4 separate regions of the Mus musculus genome follow, and regions 1, 2 and 3 are each linked to region 4. The links are chromatin loops, found by intact Hi-C in ENCODE. Cell type or tissue: heart. All regions are shown on one strand.

Region 1 (8,000 bases), 65 kb after region 4:
GTGTGACAAGGCAGGGACTAGGGCAGCTCTCCTCTTTATAGCACCTTTTTATAGAGTAGGTGTCAATAAAAATTGGCAGTCCTTGCGGGTTTCTCTCCAGACATGAAGTCTGGGTTGTTTTGCTCATGGCTCAGTGGAGGCAGTGTCATCTCTCACTTGAGACAGGACATCCTGTCTCTGAGCAGCGAAGCCTAGGGAACGATCTGCATAGGTGTCCACAGTGTTCTGCTGTTTCTTGTTGACTGGGACAATGAAGCTAATGTCATCAGTGTGGTGGATCAGTGTGATGGCCTGTGGAGGTCCCTCTAGAGCAGTGGTTCTCAACCTTCCTAATGCTGTCACCCTTTTATACAGTTCTTCACGTTGTGGTGACACCCAACCATAAAATTATTTCTGTTGCTATTTCATAACTTTAATTTTGCTGTTATTATGAATTGTAGTGTAGATATATAATGTACAGGATATCTGATACATGACCTCTGTGATGGGGTCGGTCATCCCCACAGGGGTTGAGACTCGCTGGTTGAGGACCACTGCTCTGGAGTCTAGACCATACCATGACAGCAGTGCACACATTAGCCCTCTGGTATGACAGTGAACAGTAGGTACTGCTGTTTCTGTCATGTGACAGCATCTCTGTGTCTCTCACTGATGGTAGAAGAGATGTTTATCGGGTCACAAGCCATATACTTGTCATCAGGGATTATCCTAATAGTCACCGACCCAACATACCTCATCTGGAGTTACTTACGGAATTAGTAGTTGCCACCTGGTTAGAGTTTGGCAATCCATAATCATGTCCCAAAATGTTTTTGGCTCTCACCCAGTTAAGCAGGCAGTGTAAGTGCAGATATGATAGGATTCAGCAGTCCCGATTCATCAGCTTTTTCATAGTGATACTGATTTCTGAAATCACAAGCAAGAGTGTTTTTTGGGCAGAGTACTTTTTTTTTTTTTTTTTTTTTTGGTAGTGAGAGTAGAGTGGTTGGTTATAAGGGCTGTAAGCCAGGAACCAAATGGACAATCGCTGTTGACAAGCTATGCGTCAGTAGCCTTCCTCCTCCCTTGATGCTTGTCAGAGGTTTCTACAAGGCTCTTTTCTCCCGTAATAGCTGTTTTGGCAGGATGAGGATCCAGTGTGGGGATTTGGCAAGATAGAAGATAAATCTGTTTCCATTGGACGCACCAAGATTCTAGGGCCAATGTTATCTCTTACACCATCTTTAGGAGCCCCACTCTGACTAGTAGAATACATTTTGTGTCCCCAGAAACTGGTGTCAGTTTACAAATGGTGTCCAATGACCTTTCAAAGAGTTTCATAGTTACCCTTTCAAAGTGGATATGCACTCTGAGGTGACTGCAGATCTCTCTTGGAAAAGACCTTAAAGAACAGTCAGCAGTATGTACTTGTGGCCTTTTAATGGGTCATGATAATTCTAGGTTGAATTCAGTGTGTTCTCCATTGTCTTGAACTTCTTTGTAAGCTGGGTTATGTGATAATAAAGAAAAGTGAGACCGTGTCTGAGGGGAATTGGTGTCTCCTTGGGATGGGAAACAAAACTTGAAAGGGTCACATGGAGCATAAGGACGGGATAGAGAGGCCCAAATGAAGTCTGGATGCCCCAGATAGGCACAGTAGCTTCACTGAGCTGGGTAAGTGCAGTTGAGTGGACATGGAGGCCATCCTTCTGAGCCTCACTCATGCTGCCCCAACGCTGGCAGTCATCATCCAGGATCTGCTTTCCCACAAGGGCCCTCGTGTAGCATCTGTGACCACATGGTTTGCGTTTAATTGCTCTTCACCAGTTACCATTAAGTTCTGGCCTTTATTCTTCACCCTATCTGTTGGCAGCTATAAGAAATTAAAGACTCTACAAAGAGCCACATTCTACTAGTCATTTGCTTTGTGCATACCTTCAAGGACACCTGTGAGTAACACCAGCCCTTGTTACAATCGCCCTGCCATCTGTCTGTACCCATCCTGGGACACCTTGCATCTCACTGTACCATCCTGTCCCTCCATAGAAGGGCTATCACTTACTAATGTATTTCCTATTTTTATATCTTTTTTCCCTTTCACTAAAAGTAGATTCTTTTCTCATACAGTTCTCCCCACCCCCACTCCTTCTAGCTCCTCCCCACCTCCTCCCATCCGGATCCACTCCCTTTCTGTCTCACTGGAAAAGAACAGGCTTCTAAGAGATAACCAAACATAGCACACACACACAAAAATAACAAGATCAAAATCATCACATAGAAGCTGAACAAGAAGCCGGGTGGTGGCAGCGGCGGTTGCACACCTTTGATTCCAGCACTTGGGAGGCAGAGGCAGGCAGATTTCTGAGTTCGAGGCCAGCCTAGTCTACAGAGTGAGTTCCAGGACAGCCAGGGCTACACAGAGAAACCCTGTCTCGAAAAACCAAAAAATATTAAAAAAAAAAAGAAAAAAAGAAAAAAAGAAGCTGAACAAGGCAGATCAACAGAAGGAGCCTCACGCAAAAGCCCAGGAATCAGAGCCCCACTAGCTCTCACATGCAGGAGTCCCATCTAACATTATACTGAAAGCTGTAAGGTATGCACAGAGGACCTGCAGGCCCTGAGCTTGCTGCTTCAGTCTCTGGGTTCAGAGGAGCTCTGCTCAGTTGATTTAGAAGACTGTGTTCTCCTGGTGTCCTCCATCCCCTCTGGCTCTTACACTCTCTGCCTCCTCTTCTGCGGGGTTCCCTGAGCTCTGAGGGGAGGGATTTGATGGAGAAATCCCAATAAAAGCTGTGTGTTCCAAGGTCTGTCTGTCTGTCTGCTTCTCTCTCTCTCTCTCTCTCTCTCTCTCTCTCTCTCTCTCTCTCTCTCTCTCTCTCTCTCCATATCTGGCTATGGGTCTCTGTATTTGTTCCTATCTGCATAGGAAGCCTCATTTGGTAATGGCTGAACAAGACACAGATCTTTGAATGTAGTAGAATATCATTTTATCACTACTTTTTTTCTTTTTGGTTTCAAAGTATAGCTCTGGGTTATCTAGTCACTGGTCCTTGGTCTCTTGGCAGTGTTGGTATGGGTTCTGTCTCACAAGCTTTGTGCCACCATTGACCTAGTATATTTTGCCAGCAGAACTGATTGCAGATCCTTTTTGTGGCTTGGTTGGTGTCTACATTGGTTGCCTGTGGGGTATTTTTTCATACCAAAGACACTAGACCATCGGGGAGAAGGTTCTTTCTGCACTACTCGACCTCCCCCAGTTATGAGCTGTGCAGGTGTTGTCTTCAACAGTGGGTTCCTGCAGTTGGTTTGGGAAGAACAACCTATCGTCTTGGCAACAGCCTGAGTTGTTTGGGGAATTGCATGTAACCCTGTACTGGCACTGAGAGCTTTGCTTGGTGACAACAGATGGCCAGTTAAGACTGTGTTTCCCTCATTATTTGGAGACTTTATCAGGATCGCCTTCATATATTTTAGGATGTTTCTCACTGCACTAGGTTTTATTTGCTAGCTGTCTCCCCCTCAGTACCTCTCCTGTTCCCCTCTGCCCCACTCCCACTCCCAGTCCACTCATAAAATGGATTCCATTCCCCCAGCCCCTTCTTATACCCTCTCCGCAGCTTATCATATGGCTAATATCCACATATAAGTGAATACATACCGTATTTAACTTTCTATGTCTGGGTTTCTTCACTTAGGATTTTTTTTTTCTAGTTCCATCCATTTGCCTGCAGATTTCATGTCAGTTGTTGTTGTTTTTTTTAATCCTCTCTGTAAATGTACCACATTTTCCTTATTTATTCTTCATTTGGGGCACATCTAGCTTATTTCCGATTTATGGCTATTATAAAGAGCAGCAATAGACATGGTTGCGTAAATGTCCTTGTGGTATTGTGGACCATCCTTTGGGTGGTCTTGAGGTATATTGGTTTCTTGTTTCTAAGGAGCTGCCATTTTGCTTCTCATAGTGGTTGTACAAGTTTGCAGTCCCACCAGTGATAGATGTGTATCCCCTTGCTCCACAGCCTTGCCAGCATGAGCTGTCACTTGCATTGCTGATTCTAGCCATTCATCCAGGTGTAAAATGGAATCTTAAAGAAGCTTTGATTTGTGTTTCCCTGATGGCTAAGGATGCTGAACATTTTTTTAAAAGTGGTTCTCAGTCATTTGAGTTTCTTTTATTGAGAATTTTCTATTTAGATCTCTAACCCATTTTAAAATTGGATTATTTAGGTTTTTTTGATATCTGTTTTCTTAAGTTCTCTATATATTTTGGATTTTAGTCCTCTATCAGATGCAGAGTTGATAAAATCTTTTCCCATTCTATGGACCGCTGCTTTGTCCAAATGGTAGTATCCTTTGCCTTGTAGAAGCTTTTCAGTTTCATGACGTCCCATTTGTTAATTTTTTATCGTAGTGCCTGTGCTAAAGACAACTCAGGAAGTTGTTTCTTGTGGTAATGAGTTCAGAGCTATTTCTCACTTTCTATTCTATCAGGTTCAAGGTATCTGGTTTTAGATTGTAGTCTTTTTGATCCATTTGGAGTTGAGTTCTGTGCAGGGTGGGAAATATGGATCTATTTGCATTCTTCTACATTCAGACATCCAATTTGACCAGTACCATTAGTTGAGGATGCTGTTTTTTTTTTTTTCCAGTGTGTTTCTGGGTTCTTTATCAAAGATTACGTGTCTGGATTTATAATTGGGTCTTCAATTCAATTCTATTGATCAACATGCTTTTTTATGCCAATACGTGCTGTTTTTATTACTATAGCTTTGTAGTACAACTTGAAATCTGGAATGGTGAGACTTTCAGCGATTCTTTTATTGTCTAGGATTGTTGTAGCTATCCTGGGCTTCTTGTGTCCATATGAAGCTGAGATTGGTTGTTTCAAATCTGTGAAGAATTGTGTTGTAATTTTGATGGGGATTGCATTGGATCTGTAGATTGCTTTTGATAGTATGGACATTTTTACTATGTTAATTTTCCCCATTCATGAGCATGGGGGATTTTTCCATTGATTGATATCTTTTTCAATTTCTTTCTTCAAAGATTTGAAGTTTTTATTTTATAAGTCTTTGACTTGCTTGGTTAGAGTTACCCTAAGATGTTTTATATTATTCAAGGTTATGGTAAAATGTGTAGTTGCCCTGATTTCTTTTCAGTATGTTTATCATTTGTATGTAGGAGGGCTACTGATTTTTATCAATTATTTTGTATCCAGCTATTTTGTTGAAAGTGTTTTATCTGCTGTAGAATTTCCTTGGTGGGAATTTTAGGATCACACACACACACACACACACACACACACACACACACATATATACATACATACTATCATATCATAGCAAATAAGAAGACTGTGATTTATTTCCTTCCGATTTGTATCCTCTTGATCTCCATCAGTTGTCTTATTGCTCTAAGACTTCAAGTACTATCTTGAATAGTTATGGAGAGATCAGTGGAAAACTTTGTCTTGTTTAAGTTCCTCTTGTTTAATTTGATGCTGGCTATCAGCTTGCTGTATATAGATAGCCCTTACTGTGTTTAGGTATGTCCATCGTATCCTTCATCTCTCTAAGGCTTTTATCATGAAGGGTTGGAGTTTGTCAAAGATATTTTCTGTATCTAATGAGATGACCATGTTGGTTTTCCTTTCAGTTTGTTCTTATGATAGATTCGATCTACTCATTTTCATATATTGACCCATCCCTACATCTCTGGGATGAAGCGTACCCACACGGTCCTCTTCAAAGGCCAGACAAGGCCAGGTACTCTGAAAATGGTTTTCTAACCGTGTTTTCTTCCTATTGTTTAAGGTTCCATGATGGAGTTTGAACATTACCTCAAGAGGTTTCATATTTTGGATTTGTGAATTATATTTACCCTCTGCTGAGAACTTTGAAACTTCAGACTCAATTTCTGTCCTTCAAGACATTAAATGCAGAGGGATTGTATCATGGACTACAAGGAGAGCTGCCCAAGTGTAAGCATTCCCAGCTCTGACGAACACAGAGAGAAAAAGAAGAGGTTCACGGTAAGTGTGTGGTGGGAAGAGTAAGGACAGCAATGTCTCCACTCCCCCCAACCCCCTCTACTCCCCTGCCCCTGTGTTCTTTCATAACCAGGAATTCTCCTCCCCTCTCCACAGGTCTAGGTTTTACTTCTTTTGAATGAGCAATCCTCACAAAACCTTCTTTAGACCAGGTGGTGGCGGTACACACCTCTAATCCCAGCACTGTAGAGGAAGGTGGATCTCTTGAGTTCAAGGCCAGCCTGGTCTACAGAGCTGGTTCCAACCCGGCCAGGGCTACAACAGAGAAACCCTCCCTCAAAGAAAAAAGAAAAAGAAAGGAAACGGAAAAATAATAAGAAAACAAAGCTTCCTTTGGCTACTTTAACAGTAATTGTTCTTTTTAGTGCATATTTTTGCCTGTTTGCACATCTCCTTGGAAAACTGTATGAAACTCATAAGCCGTCTTGTCAGATGTGTGTATAGAGTCTGTGCCACTTCACTGTTGTAGACTCCTGAAGTCCCTGCGTTAAAAACTACTGCCCGGAAATTTCCATAGTGCCTTCTGGCATTTATTACTTTCCACCTCATTTTTAAAATGTTCCCTTGTTTTACCTCTTTTTCTACCTTCAAGGTAAAGGCATTTCTGATTTTAGTTCCACCGTATTTGCTGGAGGGCTTTATAAGGTACAATGAGTATATGCTAATAGTGTGACCAGTGACTGCTATTGGAAAACAAACACTTTAAAAATATATGTCCATTTATTTGCATATGTATACATTCTTAATAGTACACACACACATGTGGATCCATAGAGGACAAAAGTAATCAGGTATCCTTGGGTGTCCTTCGTCACTTTATGCCAGTTCCTTTGAGGCAGGTCTCTCCTTGAACTTGGAGCTCATGTTTTCTTCATTACCAAAAGCCAAAAAGCCAAAAGTCTTCCCTCAGAGTTTGGGTTAGAGATGTGTGCAGAACATACCACCTGTTACATAGTTTTAGAACCCAAATTCTGTCTTCATGATTGTATAGGCAGTGTTTTAGCTGGCCGTGCCCTTGCTGGGCTGACTTGAAAATATCTTCTGTTGGTGTGAGTAGGTTCTAATAGGGTTCTCTCCAATACAGTGCCTTTGTTCTCAGTATTGCACATCAGCCCCCTTTTGGACCACCACTGATCTGTTAGAAGTAGGCCACTGAATCCTTGCCAGTTAAGCCCTGAGATAAGAGATTTTCAGCTGGAATCCATGCTCACCTGGGATCTGAGAAGATCTGAAATGTTAAGCTAAACACCCCAAACAGTATATTCTGCCTTACTAACTTGCAGAGGTAACTGAAAATGGTAGCTGTTTCTCAGGGTCCTAGATGTGGAACCAGAAAGCAGTTCTCTGGCCCTATTCTCTGTTTCTAAACAAACACCTGTGCATTGATACAAACAGAGGTTGGAGTGTTATCTGGTTACTCATCTCTCCCTAGCCTCTTAGGTTGCAGAATTGTGTATGTGTGTAGTATGTGTGTGTGTGTGTGTGTGTGTGTGTGTGTGTGTGTGTGTGTGTGTGTGTGTGCGCGCGCGCTAATGTGTGTTGTAATGGTGCATACTTGTTAACACATTTTTATAACCATATTTTCTAGCAACATTACCTTGAAGGTTAGCAAGGGCTGTTACATTACAGCTTGGATAAAATAGTGGAGTGTAGGCAACTTGCCTTTTTTTCTGTGTTTTTACCTTGGGGCTGTTCTGTCCTTGAGGAACTTAACCTCCACCAAGTTTGGCAGACATTGCTACTGCAGTGTGGATTAACTTGGGTGTCCTTTCCTTCTGTCAAGCAGAGATACTTTCACACATTCTGGGAAAGAGTAGGGTGTACAAATGTTTCCTGATTTGAGGTGGGCTTGTGTACTCACACCAGTGCGTGAGTGTGTGTGTCCACTTAAAATATCAAATTGTACTCTACGGCTGTCTTTGGCTGAATTAATGAAAGTTAGTTTGGTACCTGCTGATGATTTAATGCT
Region 2 (8,000 bases), 50 kb after region 4:
TGTTTCCTTTTTGGGTGCCTGTGGTTGGGCTCAGGGCCTCAGGTTTGCTAAGAGAGGGGAGCTAACCATTGACTTCTACCCAGCCTGCCTCTCTCTCTCCTTTATCCACTAGCTTCATTTCCTTTAGGAAGACAGATTTTCTGTTGTTGACACTTCCTTCATGTGGCTACTGTGGGGTGAAGGCAGAGTAGAGTCTGGATTCTACTCTTCATAACCAATTTTCAAGATATTTAGTTCTGTAGTACCATCCAAAATTAATTTCTTAGTTATTTTCTGAATTTCTTAGCATCTTTATAAACTTCTGCATATACTAATTTGTTTGTCAGAGACAGGCTCTTCTTATGTAGCCTTGGAGCCATTCTTAACTACCAACCTTACTTTTTTCATTGCCAAGAGCTTTGAGACCCATTCCAGGTTCCTTAGCTAAAATGCCTGGTTGCAAAACATCAAGGTACTTTTATGTTTTCTTATCCTGTAGGACAAACAGTTTTCAGTGTGCTAACACTTCGCTAATGTTGTGATTACTTAAATAGAACTTAATAAATGCACATTCTTTTCTTTTATTTTTGACAGTCTTACTCTCTTGCCCTGGCTGCAGCTCATTATGTAGATCAGTCTGCTCTTCACCTCATGACAATCCTCCTGCCTCTGCCTCCTGAGTTGCAGAGATTACTGGCATTGATTACCATACACAGCCTATTTTTAAGCCACTTAAAATAATCCCTTTGCTAAGTATGTCAAAACATGTTCCAAGAATGGATTCCTGTGAGGAAAATTCTGAGTGCTTATGAGAAAACTCCAAGAAAACAAGCCACGAGTCTCATGACCTCAGTTTCTTCTGAAACTTCACAGAACTATGCTTAGAATACACTGTCGTGCCTCTCCAAGGTGTGGCTGATAGGAGAGTTTACTCCACATCATACATCACAACTGACTATAGCAGGGTCTCTCAACCATCCTATACAGCGACCCTTTAATACAGTTCTTCATGTTGTTAGTAAGCCCCAATCAAAAACTATTTTCATTACTACTTCATGACTGTAATTTTGCTACTTTTGTGAATGGTAAGGTAAATAAATACCTGTGACTTCTAATGGTCTAAGGTGACTCTGAGAAAAGGTTGTTGGACCCTAAAGGGGTCACAGTCCATAGGTTGAGAACCACGGTTACTGCTTTTGCCACATACGACGTGTCCTTGAAGTTGCCCACTTTACTCACATGACTCCTCTTTTTGTTTGTTTGTTTGTTTCTCTATATAGCCCTGGCTGTCCTGGAACTCACCACTCTGTAGACCAGGCTGGCCTCGAACTCAGAAATCTGCCTGCCTCTGCCTCCCGAGTGCTGGGATTAATGGTGTGCGCCACCACGCCCCTCTACATGACTCCTCTTAACCCTCAGAATATAAACTGTTGGATGCTCTGAATAAAGATGACTACTGCATCTCACTCACCCTCACCATTCTCCCAGGTCCCAACACCTCTATAACAGTAAACAAAGTCCATCTTTAAGATTTTTTTTTTAAAGATTTATTTATTATATGTAAGTACGCTGTAGCTGTCTTCAGACACTCCAGAAGAAGGAGTCAGATCTCGTTACAGATGGTTGTGAGCCACCATGTGGTTGCTGGGATTTGAACTCCGGACCTTCGGAAGAGCAGTCGGATGCTCTTACCCACTGAGCCATCTCACCAGCCCCATCTTTAAGATTTTTGAAATGAAATCATCCTTAATCCTTTCTTCTTTTAGTTCACAGTGTATTTTCCAGATATTGAAATAGTAAATTTATATATTCCTTCCAGTTTTGTACCTTTTGTACTTGTTTGTCATGTGTGAGCAGGTTCCCTAGGAGGCCAGAAGATGGCGTGAGATCTCCTAGGACTAGAGGTCCTGGGGGTTGTGAGCCAGCAACTGAGGGTGCTGGAACTGAACTCAGATCCTCTGGAAGAGCAGCGAGTGCTCTTTAACTACTGAGCCATATCTCCAGCTCCTGTAAAACCTTTAAGCATAAAATTATAGGCTGGAAAATGGCTTAGATTAAGGCACTTGCTGTCAAGCCAATGACCTGAGTTTGATCCCCAGAAGCTGCTTGGTCCCGTTCTGATTTTAAGCCTCACTTATTTTATGAACACTGATGGGCCAGCCCTTCTAGTTTTCCAGAGTAGACAAACTCTGGAAGGGCATTTAGAGATTAGGAGGCCACCTTCATTTGACTCATATGCAAATTGAGGATGTTATATTTTGTGACTTCCCTGTGGGACAGGGCGAGCAGACTAACCTCTGGGCATTCATTTCTCAAGTTCTTGCAGTAGAGGTCATTGTGCACCTGTTTTCCCTCTGTCTCTGTCTCTCTCTCTGTCTCTGTCTTTCTCTCTCTCTCTCTCTTTGGTAAAGTGAGCCTTGTGTTTCCCTGCCTTTATTCACTTGCTGTCCATCAAATGCAGATAGATGTTTTCATAGTTAAAAGAAACCAAAAAAACCCTCAAGTACTCTTGCTTCCTTTTATCCACACACCTAATCACAAACCATGAAGCAACACTGTGGACATTCCTGCGGCCATAAAAAGAAAATTACATTTGGGAGGGAGCACCTGGCTCTCATTTGATGATAGAAAGCTCATCTTGCTTGTATGAGGGTCTAGGTTCTGTCCCCAGGAGTGAAAAGTGTCCCCAGGAGTGAAAAGGACTTACAGATCTTACTGGGCTGTTCTTTCTCCATAAAGACACTGGCTTGGCCGGGCATGGTAGCTCATGCCTTTAATTCCAGCACTTGGGAGGCACAGGCAGGAGGATTTCTGAGTTCGAGGCCAGCCTGGTCTACAGAGTGAGTTCCAGGACAGCCAGGGCTACACAGAGAAACCCTGTCTCAAAAAAACAAAACAAAACAACAACAACAACAACAACAACAACAACAAGAAGACACTGGCTTTATGGACAGACAGAATGGAAGAAAGGGAGTCACAGAGAAGGGGGGTTCCTTATTTGTGGGTTTGCTTTCCTCCTGTGGTGGGGAGAGGGAAACCAGACAATAGGAAAGTAACCACTTGGTTAACGACAGATTACTTAAGGTTGTTTTTAAAAATAACAGCTAAAGATTTAAATGAATTATTGGGCTATTCATGATATTTCTGTATTTTTCATTCTCCCGTCCAAAAAAGTGATATAATTTTACCCCATGGGACTTCAGTGAGTACAGTCTGGTTTTTAGTCCAGACTGCTGTTGCCTGGTACAGGACCTTTGTCCAAGAAAGGTCTCTGATAGGTTTTATTTAACTCTGCCAAACACTGCCTGGGTTTGACAGCTCTGCTCTCCTAAAATGCGGCTAACAGTGGGGGAATGGTTATAATTTAAGCTGGGGGTGAGAATTCTTACCTGTGGTCAGTGCCCATAATTCCATCCTGCCCTCCCTTCATCACTCCCGCCTTTACTTTCTCTCCCTAACCTTACCCTTGCTCTCCAGAGTCTCAAGTAGCCCAGTGTGACAATATTGAACTGGCAATATTGCAGAGGATGACGTGGATCTGATCCCATTGTCTGCCCCTCTAGTGCCCACTTTATCTATCCACCAACATCTATCTATGAATCTGTCTGTCTATTGGCAGAGTCACATGTCATCCAGTTTGGCTTTACAGTGTAGCCAGGCCTGCCTTGGTCTCTCAAGTGCTGATTGGAGAGTAAGGGCACCATGTGCCCTTCTTACCATTTTAAAAAGGGATGGGGAGTGCCTGAGATGGAGGTTAGTACCGGAATTATGTTCTTTGCCTCTCTGAATAGTATTCCCAGAGACTCTTTGCACGTGGAACACTGAATTCGTGTATGACTCCTACCCTGCTGAAGTAGCGGAATGTGCCTTGTCAAAGCTCTCCTTAGCTGGATCTGGGAGAGAGTGCTGGTGTTTGCCATCCCAAGCCTTTTTCTTCACTTTCTTCTTTTCCCCTCTCCCTGTGTCCTCCCCCCCCCCCCTTCCCAGGTTCAACCCCCACTCAGGCTTTATTTACATAGGACCTCCCTGGATGCGGTCTGCGGAAACCTTTGTCAGGCGCCAGGTGACTGGCGCGGGGAGGGTGGGGGTGGGGGGTGGGGAGGCGGCCACGGATGTGGGCGGGACGCCGATGCGGGCGGGGCGCCCTCAGGCAGGCGCCCTAGGGGCAGGTGGGTGGAGAAGCCCGCTGAGATCGGGTGGCGCCGGAGAGTGGCGCTTCCAGCTTGCCACGCGCAAGGGCAGGGTTCCGGAAGGTAAGCGCGCACGCCTCGAAGCGCGGTGGGAACCGGGTGGGTTCTCGCGGGTCTGGACGCAGACCACTCACCGGTCCCGCTGGAGCTGCGGCTCTGCCCACCGCACTAGCTCCGGAGGGAGGGGGCTTGAGTGGTTCCGCACGCGCACCCTTGGAAACCTCAGGTAGTGTGCAGTATTTAATGTTCCTTAAAATACATGGATGGTGCTTGGTTCTGGACGTAGACTTCGGTTGCCTGCCGGAACGGAAAGGTGCGACTAATACGGACTGTTAGGGCGCCAGGGTTCCAGGAGGGAGCATGACTTGGAGATTAGCGAGCGGCTTGTAAGTTGGAATGCTTGAGCTCTTGTGTACTTATTAACCGAAAAACTTGAGCAGTTGGCTCAGCTTGTTTGCGCCATGGATTTCACGCATGTAAAACGGTGGTGCCGGGATTGTTGTAAAGATTGGGTTAATCCTAGTGCTTGGCAACGAACGTTGGATATTTTCTCTGTTTTCTGATGAGCATGAATCTCTAAGGTTGTCATTTCTGGGAATCTCCTAGAGCTGTTGTCAGAAATGCTTGAGAGATTCCTTTGAGACAGTTTGTGAACTGAGTCCTAAAGGTTCTTTTCTCTAGTACTAAGGGTGCTCTGAGCTGATCATCACTTTATTCCACTTTATTCCAGTTCTTCCCTAAACGTTACAAGCATCTCGCTTTTTCTTCTGTTGGTGCTTGGGCTGGAAACACCTATCCACCCCCAGCACATGCTCTGCCCATGAATTACACCCGCGAACAAATAAATTTTAGTTTTGAAGACTAAAGGAAAAATAAAAGAAAATATTTTTTAGGGTGCGTGTAACCTTGTTTTGAGAGTTGGGGTAGATTTCTTTAAAAGCAATTCTTTTTTGGAAAACTTGTGCTGTTTGGGGTGAGTGCTTATTTTGTACTATACTTTTGCAAAAGTGCATCAACCACCTTTCAAAATAGGTAAGCAGATGTCATCTGAGCAGTAGCTTGCCACATAGAAATAGGTTCGAAGGAGACATGGAATCTGGATGTGGTCATAAGCCCATGCATGCTATTAACTTCTGCAGGCAGGAGCCAGAGGCAGGAGGATTGCTGAAAGTCCAAGGCCAGACTGGGCTTCATAGTTACTAGAATGCTAGACCTTGACTCAAAAATTGGCAGATAAATAAATAAAGAAATAAAATAAATCTGAAAAGCCAGTCCTGTTGGTCTTTACAGATGAGGATCTAAAGACCCAGAACCAAAACATGGCAGAGCTTAGAACTCAGCTCTGCTGATCAACAAAATTTAAAAGCAGAGGACTATGGGAGTTACTGTTTTTATTTTTGACAGTTGTTTTATGGTGCTGAGAGTTTCTTCACTCAGCAGCATCCTGCTTCGTAGTTTAATTGCATGATTCATAATCATTCTTCAGCACCTTTGATTTAAATCACAGTCTGGAAGCTGCTGCATCAATTATTGCTTTGAGAACAAGATGAGTGTCTTTAAGCTTTGTGCAAACATGTTCCAGCAGTGCTTTGCTTTTGTTTTTCAAATGCAGCTCTTTTCTCTGTGTGCAGAAGGTATGAACAACATAAATAAATCGACCGTGTACAGCTTCTTATCACTGAGTTCCTAGAGAAGTTTTCTTGATTGGGTAGGATACAGTCAGGCAGGGATACCGGGAACGCTGAAATGTGAATGGATAGGTTATGTGGCAATGCATCTGGTAACTTCAAAAGCCTTTCAGAGTACAATTATTTTGAGATACTGGTGTGTAAGTTGCTGACTTCCTGGCGCTGTGCATTGCTCATGCCCTCACCTCTGGATATTTGTTCAGATGTTTCCTTATTATTTAAACTTGCATACAACCCCATACTTCCTATAATATATACTTAGTTGGTGTAATTACTCATCTGCTTTCTGCCGCTAGAGGTTCCATGTGGCTAAGGGTGCTTCCTCCTGTGTTCCCTGTGGAATCCCTAGTGCCTAGAAACAGGGCTTGGCCCAAGAAGATGTTGGCTGTGTAGCTTTGCACAGATATTTGCAGTACAACTAATAATTAACCTAATTTACCAGCATTTTGCTTACTTGCCGGTTCCCTCTACTTTCAGCTCTTTCTCCTTGTTGCCCAGGAATAAAACCTTGAGATAGAGTTTAATTCCCCCATACTTTCCACTCAATAGACAAATAGCTAAGTTTTTCCCCCCAAACAAGCCACTCCATCCTTGTTAAGCCCTCTTCTTTTGTTTATTCCAATGCACCTACAGCCCTTGAGTTCCACACCGAAGGCTTTCATGTCTTCAGAGAAGCGAACATTCATCTTCCTGTGTGGTGATCTCAAACCCCTTTGCAGCCTGTGTCTCCCACAGATAAAAGCAGTGATCCCAACGTAGGCTTTCAAATATAAAATAAAGTAGGCTTCCAGTGGCTGTGTAAAACCCTTAGATTGTATCCGTTGCTTTGTGACAGTCCTGTTCTTACTAATGACTTGGCTGCTTTCTCCACTGTCAGCAGGCATTTTTGACAAACTGACCTACTAGCTATTGCACTTGTGCTGAAAATCTCTGCTACAGAATAAGAGTGCTTATCACGCACCGCCACCCCAGCCCTTCCGTGCCGCTGCACCCCAGATGATGGATGAGTTTAGTTGGAGTTGGCTTGCCTTTTCTCAGAGTTCTGGTACTACCTCTCTCAGATATTAGTCAGTCCCCCTTGCTTTGTGATTCAAGTCATCTGTTACTGTATCTAAACAGAAGGACATGAACTACACATACAGAAGTCCCATAGTCAAGTCTTTACATTTATCCAGTTACTTTAAGAGAAACACAAGGCCCATGTGTCTGGTTTTTAAGTGAATGTGAACTCAAGTTCTAGTGGACCTTTCAGATCATTAAAGAGTCACAGCTTGTTTTGAAAGTAGGAACTTAGAAAGATGGTAGGGAAATTGAGTAGGAAGTAAAAAGATAGAGAAGAAAACATTGAGTCTGGGTTTTTAAGGGACTAGGTGTAGATACAGCAGTATACGTGATGCGTAACAGACAGGCAGATGTTTATAGAAATATGTAATAGCCTCACACAGGAAGGTGTCAGCGCAAGAAAGTGCATAGAGCAGCCTCTGCAGCTTTGGGTTTTCGTGTGGAGTATTAGTCCTAAACTGTCTTTTGTTTTATATCCCCAGGCACACGGAGTCCTGCTTCTCCACTTTGTTTTCTGAGCTGGAGAGGACTGAACATTCTCTTCTTCTGTTTGGCTCTGACTTCACACGATGTAATTTCTCTCTGTGTCTGTCTTCTCCCCACCCTCAGATACAGTCTCTCTGTGTAGTCTAGGCTGGCCTTGACGTTATAATCCTGCTTCAGCCTCTTTGAGTGCTGAGATTACAGGCACACCATGCCTGGCCTCATTGTTTTTGATCTTAAAATATGTTCATACCTCTTTCTTCCTTTGTTTTCTTGTATGCGTGGAAAATATACATCCCAGAGTGTTTATTTTATGGGAGGTATTAATGAAGCTTACACTTTTTGTTTGATACAACTTTTGGTTTAACAAATTTTTTTTAATAATTACATTAGAAATGTCTCTATGTACATATTCAATTGAGGCATGTATTTTATTTCACTTGTGATGCTTTCAGATATAAACTTGATTGAAAACTTTATTCAAGAATCTGAGATAGGAAGATCAGAAGTTTAAGGCCAGCCTGAGTAAGAATTTATCTCTTTTTTTACAGAACATCAAACATTTCTGCCATTCAATGTTTATCCATTTTTCTGTTGC
Region 3 (8,000 bases), 240 kb after region 4:
AAAACGCTTGCTTGAGGTATGGTTTACTCTCAGAGATACTGTCATTTATAGGTTTTATGTAGTGCCCAATAACAGCATGCAACAAATGCTGCTTTGAAGTTAAGGAATTTCTGAACAGATAATACATATGCACAGTGTGAAACTATCAAGGTACAAGAACAAGGGTATCCAGTCTCCTCTCTATCGTTTCTCTCCTGTTTCTCAGCCCAGACATCACTCTAACATCTTATACACCCTCACAGATATCTGCAGATTAACAAACATATCTGCACATAGCTGCACACCACATTTTAAATTCAAGAAACAATTCTGGAGCTTGTTCCACATAAGGGAAGATATAGATAGCTTTTTTTAAAAAGCTAGCCTACATAGTTCATTATAGTCCATCAATAGATATACTCTACTCAGGAACAGTTAATTCCTAAATTTGTTGTTGTTGTTGTTCCTGTTTGTTCTTGTTTCCTTAAGGGGTACTGGAGATCCTGAACTTAGGGCTTAGGAATGCCAAGCATCAACTCCATCACTAACTCACATCTCCAGCCTACAGTAATTTTTTTTTTTAAACACAACTGACAGTGAAAATGAAAACGTATCTTGGAAGGATCCCCTCCCCCAACCTAATATTACAAATCTCACAAGACTTTTAAAATTTCACATAAAAACTGTTTAATTTAAAATATGGAATTTAATGCGAAAAGGACAGTTTTAAGTTCAGAAACCCAGAAGTCATCCTGAGACTCATAGAGATTTTTAGATTTAAGAAACAATATTTTTACCTGTTTGGCATTTTCTATGTATGCAGCCATATACTCATACGCAGCAGCTTGAGCATTTACTCGAGTTTCTGTGCCCTCTACAGGCAAAGCGAAACTGTCCATGATGATCATGGTCTCGCCGTCGACTTTCCCGAGCATCAAACCCATCACTTCCAAGTTGCCTCCTGACCTGGCATGCATCACCATTTTCAGTAGAGCCAATGCTGAGATTTTGCAGTATTTAAAGTAGTGGTGACTATAAAACAAAATTACACTGTGATTAAGGTTCTTATTTAATGTACAATTTCAGAAGATAGTCTCTGTGAAAATAAGTAAGTTCTGAAGGGATTGATAGTGATGGAAGGGGAGTATGGACCGTGCGTGGGAGTAGAATAAGAGCAGCAAGTATGAGGTACCTGGAGATAACATGTCACAGTCACAGCTCAGCCCCTTGGGTAAAATAAAGAGTCTGGGATAAACTTTAATATACTGCTGAGGTGAGGGAGTAATGATCAAGTCCACAGGCCTTTTTTCTCAATCATCATGGAATTATTATACTTGATTACCTTCTTAGGCCTAGCTTTCTGACCTTAATTTACTGAGTTATTAATTAAGTAATTTATTTATTTATTATCTGTGGTACATGTTTATTAGTGTGCCACCAGATGGCATGTGGAGATGACAGGGACTGTCAGGGGTCTTTCTCTACCTTTTGTTTTGTTTTGTTTTAAGACTGCGTTTTTCTGTATAACCTGGCTGTCCAGTAGTCCAGGCTGACCTTGGAACTTGATCACCCACCTCTGCTGAGATTAAATGTGGGTGTCACCATGCCCAGCTCATTTTCCTCTATTTTATTACTTCATCCCCTTGAGACAGAGAGAGCCTCTTACTGAAAGCTCACTGTTTTGGCTGACTGACCAGCTTACAGACTTCCTTTTCTCTGCCATCCTTCAATACAATGCTAAAAGGTTACACACACACATATCCACACATGGATTTTTACAATAGATGCTGGGGATTTGAACTCAGGTCTGCATGCTTGATAGCAAGTATTATTACCTACAGAGCCAGAGGATTTAATTTCTACAATGTTTGCCTCTGAAATTGCCCTGCTTAGGTCTAAAATCTTACACTGACACTCCCTACCTGAGAGAGTAGGGCCACTTAATGTCTATGTCACATATCTATAAATAGGTATGTCACCTATTAGTATGAAAAGTACACAGTAAGTGCTTAGTCCCACAGACACTAAAACCTAAGGTACTGTTATCAGCCTTATTAACCTGTTTTAAGATATTCTCAAAAAAAGTGTGTTAGCTTGTGGCTTCCTTCTGATAGCATCTTGAGAGTGATCTAGTATCTTTACTTCTTTGACTAACCATTGTATGTGATTAAACTCTTGAACAACAGTTTAAAATCCCTGACATACCCTACATGTTAGGATAGCCATAGATGGTGAAGAAGTCTTGAGTTTACATCCACCTAAATCACGCAGCTTGCTTTAGAAACAGCTAAGTAATCTGTGTGGGGCACTCAGCGTTGCCATGGCCCACTGGATGCATGCAACCAAATATAGCTTTTGTTAGATTTCAACCACAAGCTCAAAGTTACTGAGACCATCTTGGAAATCAAGATATAAATTAAAAAACTGGCTTTTCCATCTACTTGGGAAAAAGATAAAAACAACCATTACTATGCTCTCATTACATATGGCTCATCCAGAACTTCTTAATAAATTACCTTATCTCATCTTCATGACATCATTAATAGCTACGTTTAACCTTTATCTTATAGATAAGTTTAGATACTTTAGTTTCCTAATGCCAGTCAACAGTCTAAATGACAGTTATTGAGACCTGATTTTCAGTCTATTGAACCTAAGCTCATTGCTATAGTATGACCATGAGGTGTGTTTCTGAATGTATTTGCTTATTTTTCTATTTACAGAAAGGGAAAGAATCCTGGATTGTCAAGATTATTAAAAGACACGAAAATCTTCAGGCCAGTGCCAGGCCCACAGTAAGAACTCAATAAACACTGAAAACAGAGTACTGACGGTTAAAGCCAGCTGTGCCATCAGAACAAAACACCTGGAGACAGCAAGACAGTCTACTCAGCAACCTTTTGTAATTTTTTTCTTCACTCTCCTTAATACAATTTGCTCTAAAGAATCATTTGACTTGTCGTCAATCCCAAAGATACATGGATTTGGCTGGGGAAAATGCTTCTAAGCTCTCTCTTATAATTCCTGGTTTACATGAATTGTAGTAGTATTGTAGGGAACTGCTAAGAGGATTTGGTATGTGTCTAAAGAGCTGAAAAAAAACCAAACCAATCAATCCAAGAGCTCATGGATTTTTTTTTTTTTTTTAAATCAATGCTCTGCTCATTCGATTTATAAAAACAGCCACGCTCTTCAGTTTGGGAATCTACTGAAGGCTGCAACTAACTGCATGTAGCCACCAGGTTCAAGGCAGAGTGTGTGAGATTTACAAAAATAATCATGTTGACAAAAGTCGCACCCCAAGTCAGCCCTTTACACGCCCTGAAGGCAAGAAACTTTCTAAAAGGGGAATCGAAGCAGGCCCTAGAGGACAGGTAAGGCTCTACTGACAAGGCAGACTAAGGCCACTGTGGCCAATATTCGGTCGACGCCCCACAGAAAGCCAAGCTCACCACACCCTTCATCTCCCACCCCTCGCGGGTCTCTCACAGTCCCGCCATCCCTGCCCTCCCCTGCGTCTCGCCAGGGACCTCCTCACTCCTTAGTCCAGGGTTTCGCCGCCAGGATTTCTTGTTGTTGTTTTTTGTCATATTTGTAGATTTCATCGATACTCTGCGCTTCCTGCATGTTGTTGGCCAATTCCCAGGTTTTCTGGGCCATACCACTCCCGGAAGCTGCCATGGCCGAGGCACCGGAGAAGCTGTCGCTCCACAATCAAGATGCAACTTTCTTCTACTGGGCCTCAGCGTGCGGGCTTTGGACCTTCCCCACCAGGGTGCACACTCACTAGACTCTCAAGGCAGCCATGACACTTGAGACCGGAGGTGACGTTGGTCCAGACCATTCGCGCGCTGGGGCGCGGCGGCGGCGCAGCGACATAGAAAACACTTCCTTAGGGTTGGCTCGGCTCGGCTCGGCTAAGATCAGTCTTGCCGGTGAAACGAGAACATGCTGGCTCGGAAATCCGTTCGTGTGAACTGCGAGGGACGCAAAGCCTCGGTGTGGGAATGGTACAGCCTTTCGCGCCGGAAGGCGGGACTATTGGCCTGCCAGGAAGGAGTCGGCCGGCTCGGCTCGTACTGCGCAGACTCAGATGCCACCATATTGTGTGTAGGAGGAAACTTGAGTTTGGGGAATTATGTTTATGTGAGTGTAGGTGCTTCAAACGAAATAAATTGTTTGGAATACTAAATATCTCTAGAGAAACAGAGGTGTAAGTATCTCCGGATTATTGGTTTTGGAGGGGGAAGATCGCGTGACTCTTTTAAGATAATTTGCGGTGTGTTAAGCCTCCGGGGTTTGTGGTTGGCGTTCCGCTTTTGTGTTTTCGCTACTGTTGCGAGGTGGCAAGCAAAAGTTACCGGTTGCTAAGATTAACTTTTTTAGGGACTTTATAGGGTAACATTTTATACAAGTGTTAGGAGCGGTGAATGCCTTAGGCGCTACTTTTTAAAAAAGGTTTGTCTCAGTGCAGATTTAATCTCCGCAACCTGTGCCTTCCAGCAGTTAATGTGAAATTTGTTTCAGTCGTATTTTTAGGTTTTCTTCCCTCACATTCTCATCCCCAATTGCCCACTAGACTGTAAGTTGAAGGCATGCATGAAATTTGTGTTTTATTTAATTCTAATATATTTAATTTTTTTCGTAACACGGTTCTTAAAGACTTCTCCAGCTTCATCATCTTCTTTTAGCTCCCCCAACCCAGTTTTTCATTCTATTAGAACTTTTTTCCTTGGCTTAGTAATATATTAGTTGTTAGGCATTGCTTGAAATGCACTTCTTGACATTTCTGCTTTAGAGCACACAGATTTTAAAAAGCACAGCTCGGAGATGCCTTTCCTTAACTCTTCGTCAGTAACTGCTCCTTCACAGGAATTCGAAGGCTCTGTAGCTGCTTCACCTGGACCCCGGGGTTTTTGCAGTTCTGGAACTATGTAGTCCAGGCTGGCCTCAAACTCGAGAGCTGCCTGCTTGAGTGCTGGGATTCAAGGCGTGCACCACTACTGCCCGTCTGTATCCTCTTCTAATGCAGGTGCTTTTGCCTGGGCTGCAGGAGACCCTGTTTCAAAAAGTCAAGGAGCTGGGCAAACAAAACAGAGCAAGGACATTGCAACATTCTTCTAATTCCAGTACTTGGGAGGTGGAGAATGGAGAATCAAGAGTTCCAACCCCGCTTTCTCCCTGGACTATTGGAGACAAAATAACGAAACCAAAAATAAAAATAGAATCTTCTTAAAGTATAACTTCGGGCACACTAGGGACATTAGAGTACATTAGTATCTTAAGTTCTTTCTGAGAAGCTTGTGTAAGCTTGTTCCAGTGGTCACAATACACAGCCACTCGAAACATACAGAATAACATGTTGAAATGGTAATGAAAGCCCAGGACAGAGAGTTGACCAGACTGCTGGTGCGGACATTCCTTCTCTCACATCCACACTTCGTGACTGGAGACCGTCCTGGGCTTGGATGGCTGGGATTTAGCCTGGGAGTGGTCACATTTCAGGAATCCCTGGGCGCAGCAGCGGGTGCACCGGGTGGCCTCCGGGGCTGCAGGGGGCGCCCTCGGCCGCGCGGCCTCCGCCAGCAGCCCGAGGGGCGGGGCCGCGCCTGGCCGTTGGTGGAGGGCGGGCGGGGGGCTGGGCCTGGGAGGCGGAGTCCTGAGCGGGCGACCGGTTTTTAGGTCCGCGCCGGAGTCGCCGGAACCACGGACTGTGGAGCCCGCTGGGAGCGTGGCTTCTCGCTGGGAGTAAGTCGGTGGGTAGCGGGTGTGGACGGCTGTGCGAAGAGTCGGCGCCCTGGCGCGGGAGGCCGGCCCGGGTCGCTGTAGCCGGGCGGGGGTTCGAGCCTGCCGGGCGGAGCCGGGAAGCTCCGGGGTGTTGTGGGGGCAGGGCTTGAGGCGCGGGTCGCGAGGCGGTGGCCCGGCTTGGCCCCAGGTGCTGGTCTCGAGGCTGCCGGGCTGGGGGCGGTGCCCTGCACGCGCGCTGCAGACTCCCGGGCGGCCTCTGGGCCCGCCGGTTGCCTGACAACGCGTTGACGCTTTCAGAGGCATCTGCCACCCGCTGCGTCTCTGGAGACCTTAGTGGCTCTCCTGCGCCTTCTCTTCTGCTGGCGCATCGCTGCTAAGCCTCGCAGAGTGCTTGCACCCGGAGGGTTGGTTAATGTTTAACACTTTGCAAGTTAAACTTAATCTTCTCCATATCCCTATGAAATCTGTTGCTTTTCTCTCACTGTGGTTGCTTGATGAGAGAACTTTCTCTGCCTTGATAGTGTATCTTTGTGTGGAATTAGAATCTGGTTTGAAAGAAATACGTACTGTGTGTATGTATATACACACACACACACATATATATATACACACACATACATATATATATGTGTATGATGTGTGTGTGTGTGTATCTTAATTTTCTCTCCTCCTACAGAATCCCAGCTGTCAAACTCCGTCATCATGGCTGCAAGTGTCTACGTTTTGAGCCATTTTTTCCAGACCCAAATCAAGTTTTCATTAAATGTTAGCAGTGAGACTCATCTTTTGAGATATATCTGGCTCTGAAGATAATAAGATTAAGAAGCTAACGTAGAAGTTTTGATAAGACTTAGTTTTCAAACAGTTTGTACAGTGTAAGGTCCTAAAAGCAATCAAAACAATTTTATAGCTGGGTGTGGTGGCACATGCCTTTAATCCCACCACTTTGGAGACAGAGGTAAGCAGATCTCTTGAGTTCTAAGCCAACCAGAGTTATATAGTGAGACCCTGCCTCCAGGGGGGAAAGAAAAGAAAAGAAAAAAAGGCTTTATAGAAAGCCAGTTATTCTAAGAAGCTAAGTTTTATGTGGAAGAATGGCTTGTCATGTTGATAAGCAAAAAAGAGCTCCAAAAAAGTAGGGAGACACTTTTTTTTGTTTTGTTTTGTTTTGCCCCCCCTTTTTTTGTGAACTTGCTGGTGTGAAGTATTTGCTGACGTGCTCCCATAGAGAGGCTCTTTCTCTCTGGAATCTCTGGGATGGCCTGGGAGGGGAGCAGATAGGTTCAGATAAGGCAAACAGGAAAGGATGCTTTCAGGACACCTTTTCTTTAGCAAAATTCAGAGTGATTTGTCCAGATTTGGATGGTACTCATAGTCAAATGCTCATGTATATGCTAAGGAGAAGAAGACTGTGAGACCCTTTCTGGCTAGTTCAATGAGAAACTTCATTTTCCCCTCTGTCTTTTATGCCTGCCCTTGTTCTTGTCTACATCTTATTTCTCCCTGAGCATCTGTCCCTAGTCCTTTTTTCTTGTAGTAGAGTCATTTTTTTTTGCAGGTAGCTGCCTCTTTTTTTTTTTTTTTTTGTTTCATTTTAACCTCATACTATAGGTAAGATTTATTATGAATTTTTAATTAGAATTTAATTAAAATTTTTCCCACTTCCTGATGGCAAAGTTCTGTTCTCTTACACTTTTTCCGAAGTCACCCAGTTCAAGCTCCAGTCATATAATTATTTCCCAGCGCCCTCTTACTAAGAAACTCGGGTTGCCATTATTGTGTGTTCTTGATGCGTCCATACATCAGTGCAGTAGTAGTTCATCTAAATTGTTTAACTACAGTATTGCTCCTAATAGCCTTTGGCAAAAGGTCATTACTGGGGAAAAGGCTATTGGTTAATAGATAGTTTATTGTAGTTACTGTTACCTAAGATGAGTTTCAGAAGTTGTAATAATAATTGGTACTAAGTTACTGTTAGGAGGGAATCCTGACATTTTATCCAGCTTCAGGTCTTCCGCATTCATTCAAGTGAACATTGCCCAGCATTTACTTGTGGGTTATCCCTACCTGTGTTCATTTGACCCCATGTTTGTCCTTGTATCTTAAAGTAGTTACGTTCTGTTTTGATGGAGTATATTGAAGATTGACTGCTTAAACTTGGGATCTTTTCTGCCTGCCTCTGTCCTGAGTAGGGAGTAACTGGGATGGCAAGTACTTACCATTTCTGTCTGTTGAAAACACTTACTTACCGCTTAAGTAAACATCTTTGATGT
Region 4 (8,000 bases):
CTGAGGCTGGCTGATTTGGTCCCAGAAACAAGGATGAGCTGTGCCTTTTACCTGCATCCTTCAGCTCCACATCAGCACCCAGAGCACTGTTCTTTAGATCAAAGAAACACATTAACCTTGCTCTATGCCAAGGAGGCAGTGACAGGCCTTTTCCCTTCCGCTGGTCTGCGGGTTTTTCTAGCTATATCTTAGGTTGCCCTGTGTTCTATGCAAAGGGATTTTGCTCAGAAAGCTAACTCCTTTTCAATATTTACTTCATTTCTGTCTGTATTCATAAGCAGTTCATGGTTAGTATCATGTCTTAAACTACCTTTCTTCAAAATGGCTTTCTTTTATTTGAGGGTGTCGGGTGCTATAAATCAGCATTTCCACTGGTGAATATATCAAAAACTACATCAACAACTCATGATGGCTGACCCACTTAAGCAGACAAGTCTGTACTAGGACTACAGAAAGGGGACTATAAAAGCTGTGCAAACATCAAAAACATCATTGCTCTTGTAACCAACCATTGGTTATCTCTTGCCTGGACATTCATCTCTATAGAACCAATGGTGGCCCTGACTGCCTTAACAGTTAACTCATGAAAGGAAATCATTCAGGTCCTGTCAGCCATTAAACCAATCGTCCTCCCTAAAGAAAGTTATTTTTCTTTTATTGGGAGCCCCTAACCTATTGGAAGGCTACAAGAAAAGAACTACAAGTAATGCAGGGCATTATTTTCACATTAAGATTAATAATGCTTTCAGATTAGGCACCATTTTAGAGAAAAAGTTTTCTACTCTGAATAGCAATAATGAGAATCCAAGTGATCATTGCAGTGGAATATATTATTTTAAAAATGTGTTAGCTGGGTAAGTGGTTGGGAATTTAAAAGAAATACATAGGTCAACAATTCATATTCTCAGCTTAATTTTCCAAGATTCTGAACATATTATTTCTATTTTCTGCTAGTATAAAAGAATACCAGACTGGGCAGTGGTGGCCCATGCCTTTAATCCCAGTGCTCTGGAAGCAGCTGGAGGCTAGCCTGGGCACCCAAGCAAGTTCCGGTCCAGCTGACGCTACATAGTGAGACCTTGCCCCAAACAAAACAAGCCTCCAAAACACGGAACGGGTGTGTGTCCTGAGCAGACATCCATCAGGCTCAGGATTCTATAGCTGGCTCACCCAAAAGTGCCATCACGAGGTGAAGAACCCCATGTTGTTTTATCCCAAGATGCAAGTAAGAAGAGGCTCAGACTCGTGCATAACGACGCACTCTCTCAGTAGCGCATCCTCAATAATGACATCACTCAGCCGTCCATCCACTCCTGAGGGTTTATCCTTTTTTTTTTTTTTTTCGTTTTTGTTTTTTCCAGACAGGTAGCCCTGGCTGTCCTGGAACTCACTTTGTAGACCAGGCTGGCCTCGAACTCAGAAATCCGCCTGCCTCTGCCTCCGGAGTGCTGGGATTAAAGGCGTGCGCCACCACGCCCCGGCGGGGGTTTATCCTTTAGGACCTAATCCTCTGTCAGGCTATGCTTCTCAACTGAGCTCTGTTAAGTCACACTGGTCAATCAATCCTAGGTTGCCCACATTTAATTAAGTTCGTTTGATCTTTACAGCATGCCATGATGCACTGTCATATCTGTTTTGAGGTTGAAAAAGCACTACCATCACCCTCTTCTTACTCCTGAAACAGCGGTGGAATGGTTTGCCCAAAGTCCAAAGGGGGAAGATATGCATTAACCCTGGGCCCGACTCCAAAGTTTGTTTTTATAATCTCTACGCTAAAGATAGAACAGATAGGCAAAATATTTGCCTTGTGTGCATGAACAGAGCCATTCTTTCAAAGAAAACATTAACATCTACATTTCAACAAAAAAGCTTCACCTATTTTAAAATTTGATTTTACAGAAAGCCTTTTAAAAAGACATAAGTATTTAACCAAACACTCAACAACTTTTATAGTTTAACCCTAAACATACTGGACAATGGGAATAAGATCTGTATCACCATAGGAGTTAATTAAAGGGATGCTACTCAAAGCACACCCTTACATGCATCTGGAGACGCATCTCAGCGGTGTAGCAGACGCCTAGTGTATATACAGCATCCAGGATTTGATCCCTAGAATTAAGTAGAAAAGTTAATTTTAAGGGTGAGGAAGATGGCTCAGTCAGTAGAGTGCTTGCTGCACTGATGTGAGGACCTGAGTTTGGGTGCCATGTACAAAGCCAGCTATGATGGTGCCTAATCACAGCGCTGGGAAGGCAGACAGGGGAGGACCCTGGAGCTCACAGGACAGCCAAGATGCCAACAGCCAGGTCTAAGATCAGCAAGAGACTCCATCTCAGAAAATAAGCCGGACAACGTCTGGGGAAGAAAACTACTTCTGATCTCCACCCTGTATGCATGCTTACATGTGTGTGCATGTACACACACACACACACACACACACACACACACACACACACTCACTCACAAGCCCATACCTAACTTCCTCTTAATCAAATGAAGATCATCCTCATTTCTTGTCCATAAATGTTGGTGGGCTCTCGATCTCTCTTCCCCCCTCCCCCGCCCCACGTTCTTTATAGTGGTAAGACAAATTTATCCTGGAAACACTAAAATGGTTTCCATCTGTTTTTTTTTTTTTCCCTAACGTCAAAATGTGGTGATAGTTAGGTATTTATCTTTTAATCGAGAATGATGTCATTCCCTTAGTGTTTATTGACATAAAATTTCCTTTTGTCCAAGAGCATTTCTTCAGTATTATGAATATGGCTTTAATTAGCAGATACACTGATCACTTGTTTTTTTGTCACAGAGAAGATGTGTGCTTTATTGTGTGTATTGCTTTGTAAGCAGATCATAGTGGAACATATAAATGACTGCTGCAATATGTTGGGCTCTATGAACTGTATTTTCTTGTCCATTTCCCAAAGCCATGGAGAATCGCTGTTAAGAAAGTCCTGTGAGAATAATAGGTTTCACAGTATAAAAGAATTTGGGTTCACAACCTATTTTAAGGACAAGGCCATATTGCAGCATGGATAGTACAAATAACTTTTCTTACATTTATTCATGAGGCTAAATCTTCTGAGTATCGTTCTAAAATATAAAGAGTTCTTTGAATTTACGGAACTCACTCATTCATCTCAGTTCCTCTATTTGTTCATAGATTTGTGGCAAATTTTCTGGAACCATATGATTCAAAGGGTAGATTAATGTAAAATATGAAGCATGCCATGCAGACAGAAATCCTTTAAACAGTTGTGTGGGTCTACTTTCACGTGGTATCAGATAAAACCTAAACTACAGTGGTGGTGTGGCTCTCTAGTTCAAAATTTTAACTCTACTCCACAACCATTGAATCGTGTAATTCTTAGTTCCCCATTCACAGAACGGGTTTTTAAAAACGCAGCTTCTGTAGTTAAATGGACAAGCACCAGCAGTAGAGTGTGTTGGGTAGTTTAAAAATAACAAACAAAAATAATCCATAGATCTAAAATGATCAAGAGAAACGCATATTATCTGTACATAGCATCTATCTGCCAATTTGTGAGAGCCCTCGCTCATCCATAAACACTGGTCAAAAAAAAAAAAAAAAATCAATCTGCTGACGTGGGAAAAAGTGTAGAAAACTGCCCAGAAAAAGCTAAAGGAAGCACAGTGGGCTCTCCAGATCGTCCGAATACTTATTTGGCTTCTGCAGCGTCCAGCTTGCAGGAAGCCGCAGCCCCCAGCCCTCTGCCACCGCCCGGGTCCGCTCTGCCGCCCGGGCTCCCGAGTGGGCCAAGGTCACCCTCGCCGCGGACCTCGCGCATCCCGTCAGCTGAGCGCAGGAGTCCGGCGGCGTCTCCTCCTGAACTTTGCACCCCGCGTGACGGGCGAGCGCGGGTAGCCGAGCGGTCCCGCCATCCGCGCGGGTCCCGGCCGACCCCGCCGTCCCCTCGCGCCGCCCGCCCGCCCGCCCGCCGCCCGGCGCTTCGCGGGAGGAGCCGCCGTGACGCGTCAGGGAGGAAACGCCGGCGCCCGGCCGCGCCGCCGGGAAGAAGAAACTGCCAGCGCTCTGGGCTCCGCGCCCGGGCGCCCGGACGCCGCACAGCCGGGTAGGTGCGGGGCGGGTGCGCCGGTCTGCGTGCCGGGGTCCCGGCCGGGCTCTCTCGGGCGCCGGGGTCCCGCCGCGGCCCGGCGCGGTCTTTGTGTGCTCCGGGAGAGCTCAGCGCCGTGGCGTGGGGCTCCCTCGCGCGGGGGAGCGCGGGCGGCTCGCCCGGCCCCCCGAGCGGGGCAGCGGGTGGCGAGGACCCGGGAGCCCACCTGACGCGGGATGGGGTTCTGCGCGGACCCGCCGGGGCGACGGTGTGAAGTGGTCGGCAGGGCTAGATCGCGTCGCCACTCTTTTTCAAGTTCTCAGACTCGAACCCTTCGGTCTGTTTTCGCTCGGTCGATTCTCACGGTTCAAGCACCGACGAATGCCGCCTTAAAGCGCGCTGAGGTTTTCGGTTCTAGGGCGCGCTTAGGGATGGTTCTTTGGACCGGTAGAAAAGAGAAGGGATTCGCCTCTTGAAACAAAGGTCTTTGACTTAATGTTGCACCGAATGCCTGGTTGAACTGCAGTTCTGCAGGCAGAGACTATGCTGGATGCACTTAGGATTCGAGAATAAACACAGAAGAAGAAAGAGAGAGAGAGAGAGGGGGAGAGAGAGAGAGAGAGAGAGAGAGAAAGAGAGAGGAAAACAAAACAACAAAACCCCAAAAACGCCTCTTGGGTAGAGTCTTGCCCTTCTCACTAGATTGTTTACCTAACAGGCCTGGAAAGTGCCTGCTTTATTTAGCAAACACAGCTCATACTATGAACTGCTCTGTTTCCTAAGTGCTTTATAAATATTACCTCAAATTCTTAACTCAAAATGATAAGTTATTTGTGGTTGTAGCCACGAAGAGGCCATGCATACTCTAGTTCCCCAATGTTATAGAAAGAGCTGGAAACATTAGAGGAAGTTTCAGACATATTTTAGGAATGGGTGTGCCTTCTGCCCCCTTAGGCTACCACTCCCTTAAGGCAAGTTCTTACCCTTCATTCCCCGTAGGATTCAGGCGTGGAGAGATGGGACCTGTTGCTGGCAGGTCTCAGGCCAGATCCCATGTAACTTCAGAAAGGTGGACTCTCTGATTCCAAGTCTGACAACTCAGACATCAGAAGTTCCCTTTCTTTACACTGCCACTGGACTGAACCTAGTTTTGTTTTTATAGGGAGCTTTGTTTTCAATATGTTTGACAATTTATATGACGTGGCTCAGATGGGAGCATCAGATTAAACTTGAACTGTGAAACAGAACCCTTTTTGTTTGTAGACATTACCATTAACAGTTTGGTAATTTTTTTTTTTGCGGTTGGTTGTTGCTGGCACTGAATTGGTTGATGAATCCTGTAAGGTGTCCATTTTGTGTCTTGCGGCTTATATATAGAGAGAGGATTTTCCCCCAAAATAAAATGATCTTTTTAAATGAGTGTTTTGGGCCTGGTGCCTAGATGGTAAAGACTGAGAATGGTCAATAAATAATAACAACTGTGGTGATTATAAATGTAATATCAAGATTTTTTTTTATCATACTCACTGCCTCTGTTGGTTCTTTTCCTTCTCATAAATTTCCATTTCCTGGGAGGTAACTAAATGAGTTGGTAAGCCTGATTAATAGGACTGTACGAAGCAAAGGGGCTCTCCCGCCCCAGTACAGCTTCTGTAGATACCGCAGACATGAGTGCTACTCGTGAATTAAATTCAACCTAACATCTAATAATTGTCTTCAGAGAGACCGTGTGAGGTCAGTACATCTCAAAACGCTCTCCCTTTTGTACAAGTAAAGACACCACGGTATCAAACTGTTGGCTTTGCTGTTTGCCTGTTTGCCAAGCTAATGGAGGGTGAGCCCAGGTGGAGAAGGCGCATAAATGGGCGGAGCCTGGCACGTGCAGGCCTGTAATAAATATTTGTGGAATGAATGGCTTCAGAAAGCTTGCTCTTTCAAAACATACATCCCAAAATACCATCGTAATTGATTTGTGCTGAAGAGAGGCCTAACCCAGTGCTTCTCTTATTTCAAACAGTACCTGATGCAGTATTCTCCTTATAAAAAGGACAAAGATACCCTATGGACTAAGGATTTATCATCTCTAGTTTTTGAAAAATAACTTAGTGGTTGTTTTTTCTTTCTTTTTTTCTTGTCAAACACCCTGCCTATTTTTTATTTTATTTTATTTTTGGTCTGGTTTTAAGGGGTGTTAAGTGGGACAAATGCTGTTTGTTCTTGTGCTGAAAGCTTTCTTACATATGTCTCTAAGCACTTGGGTTTATGAGGGAGTTCAAATACAATGATCAAAGGGATTTCTCAGTGTTCTTCTGAAGTGTCTGACATGGCGGTGTGTTTTCTGAAGCTAATTACTTAAGTTTATACTTCTAAAAAAGCAAAAAAAAGTATCTTCATTTATTTATATCCTTTAAGTGTGGGCCTCTGCATCCTAAACTATGTGGCCCCAGATATATTACCTTTAAATAGGGAGGACAGTATGGCCACTACCTGGGAGAGGACTTGAGAAGGGCCACTGGGTGAAAGACAGCATGGCAGTTCCCCCAGGGACTTTAGGTAGCTAGAACATCGTAATGAAGCCCATCTGAGTCAGCTGCCTGTCAGCCCTCTGCGTGGAGGTGGAATAAGTGCTTTTCAAACCTGCCTTGTAGAAACTACCATTACCCTTTCAATCTTCACGTGTTCTTTCTTTTAAAACTTAATGTAAATTATGGACTAAACTGCTGATTCATGAGAGTCAAATTATGTAACGTGTTATTCCTGATAGAAATGGCTCCCACACTCTTTTAAGTGAAGATGTGTCTCTGTTTTTCTTTACCTGCTCCATTCCTGTTGAAGGAAGCTTTGATCTTGATTCACCCCCCCACCCCGCCCCTCATTTCATGGAGAAAAGTGATAAATCTAAGAGGGGCTGAGATGCCCGGTCTTTTAGTTCACATCAATATTTAATTTAACAGGATCGCTGAGTTAATTACTGTTGCCAAGAAGATGTGGGCCAGCCCAGAGTGTCAGGCTGCATGAGACCAAGGCCAAGGGCTTCAGAGAGAATTAGGGCAGTGTGCAGCAAGCCTTGCTTTCTTCTAGTTTTTCAGACTCATCCCTTACAAGGGTCTTGTAAGTGTGTCTATGTCTATCTCTGGGTATCCACTGTTCTACTTAAAACCAAACTGTATGTAGCTCCACTGGTAGAGTGTTTCCCCACTGTTCTGGATGCCCCGGGCATGATCTCCATTGTCATTAATCAAACAGAACAATAGAAGTCTACCCGGGCATGGCGTCCCATTCCTATAAACTAGGGTAGGAGACTCAGTCGTTTGCATCCCTAGGTTGATGGAGCCTGGATTACATAGCAAGGTCATGTCTCAAAACCAAACAGAATAAACCCAATGATGTTTGCTCGTGTAAGGTTATGGGTGAGGCAGTTGTCTCTTGGCTAGGGACTGATCTTTTCTAAGGTGTATGGGTGAAATAAGAGATGTTAGTCAGACTCTGAGAGATTCCTTTGTAGGGAGACTCGGTTTCTACCATGGAGACAGACATAGGAAAAACCTAAGGGGACTGACACCTGGGAAGGGCTAGAAATATCTACCCGTGTGGTAAGTTTCCATGTGCAGAGAGTTCCTGTAAGCTCACATGGGCTGATGTGTCCTTACCAGCAGTTTGTTCTTTCTTTCTTTTTCTTTTTTTATATTTTGATTTTTATTATTCAGACCATATATTGAAGTATCACTTTTTAAAACGTTTATAAAAAGGCTTAGTTGTAAACTGTCATAATAGATTTACAATATATATGTACATATGTATATATGTATATATATATATATATATATATATATATATATATATATATATATATAAAAGAACAAATTGAATATTAGAAATTATAGGAGTCGCTCCATTAAACTGCAGGAGTCTTCTTTAATA

The links. A loop is a pair of places that touch in the nucleus more often than their neighbours do. Peaks named below come from ENCODE experiments on the same cell type or tissue, not always from the same donor. Only the 100,000 strongest peaks of a DNase experiment are listed, where the experiment ranks them.
Region 1: a loop joins it to region 4, with 2.2 times the contacts of the local background. A loop is called at or near these places in 2 of 42 quality-filtered maps.
Region 2: it touches region 4 in a loop (3-fold over the local background); 8 of 42 quality-filtered maps call a loop at or near these places.
Region 3: a loop joins it to region 4, with 6 times the contacts of the local background. A loop is called at or near these places in 5 of 42 quality-filtered maps.

Annotation. Positions count from the first base shown.
Region 1 is chr1:9,859,336-9,867,335 of GRCm38, forward strand. It overlaps Sgk3 (serum/glucocorticoid regulated kinase 3), which reads left to right. Exons shown (of 18, transcript NM_133220.2): 3 at 5,796-6,013. The coding sequence starts at 5,918. Among named protein-coding and RNA genes, the nearest start is that of Mcmdc2, 45 kb to the right of the region's middle. In heart, no CTCF peak of the experiment used is centred here; no DNase peak of the experiment used is centred here.
Region 2 is chr1:9,844,154-9,852,153 of GRCm38, forward strand. All of the region lies in intron 2 of Sgk3 (serum/glucocorticoid regulated kinase 3), which reads left to right. Among named protein-coding and RNA genes, the nearest start is that of Sgk3, 50 kb to the left of the region's middle. In heart, a CTCF peak has its summit at 4,151; a DNase peak (open chromatin) is centred at 4,178; H3K4me3 peaks cover 1,373 bases; H3K27ac peaks cover 918 bases; H3K27me3 peaks cover 422 bases.
Region 3 is chr1:10,034,153-10,042,152 of GRCm38, forward strand. It overlaps Cops5 (COP9 signalosome subunit 5), which reads right to left and starts at 4,007. Exons shown (of 8, transcript NM_013715.2): 1 at 3,518-4,007; 2 at 777-1,011. The coding sequence starts at 3,660. It overlaps Cspp1 (centrosome and spindle pole associated protein 1), which reads left to right and starts at 4,066. Exons shown (of 30, transcript NM_026493.3): 1 at 4,066-4,192. In heart, CTCF peaks have their summits at 3,727, 5,488 (motif pointing right) and 5,687; DNase peaks (open chromatin) are centred at 3,789, 3,969, 5,619 and 5,829; H3K4me3 peaks cover 4,186 bases; H3K27ac peaks cover 3,140 bases.
Region 4 is chr1:9,794,150-9,802,149 of GRCm38, forward strand. It overlaps Sgk3 (serum/glucocorticoid regulated kinase 3), which reads left to right and starts at 3,981. Exons shown (of 18, transcript NM_133220.2): 1 at 3,981-4,097. In heart, a CTCF peak has its summit at 4,273; a DNase peak (open chromatin) is centred at 4,012; H3K4me3 peaks cover 2,195 bases; H3K27ac peaks cover 1,668 bases; H3K27me3 peaks cover 283 bases.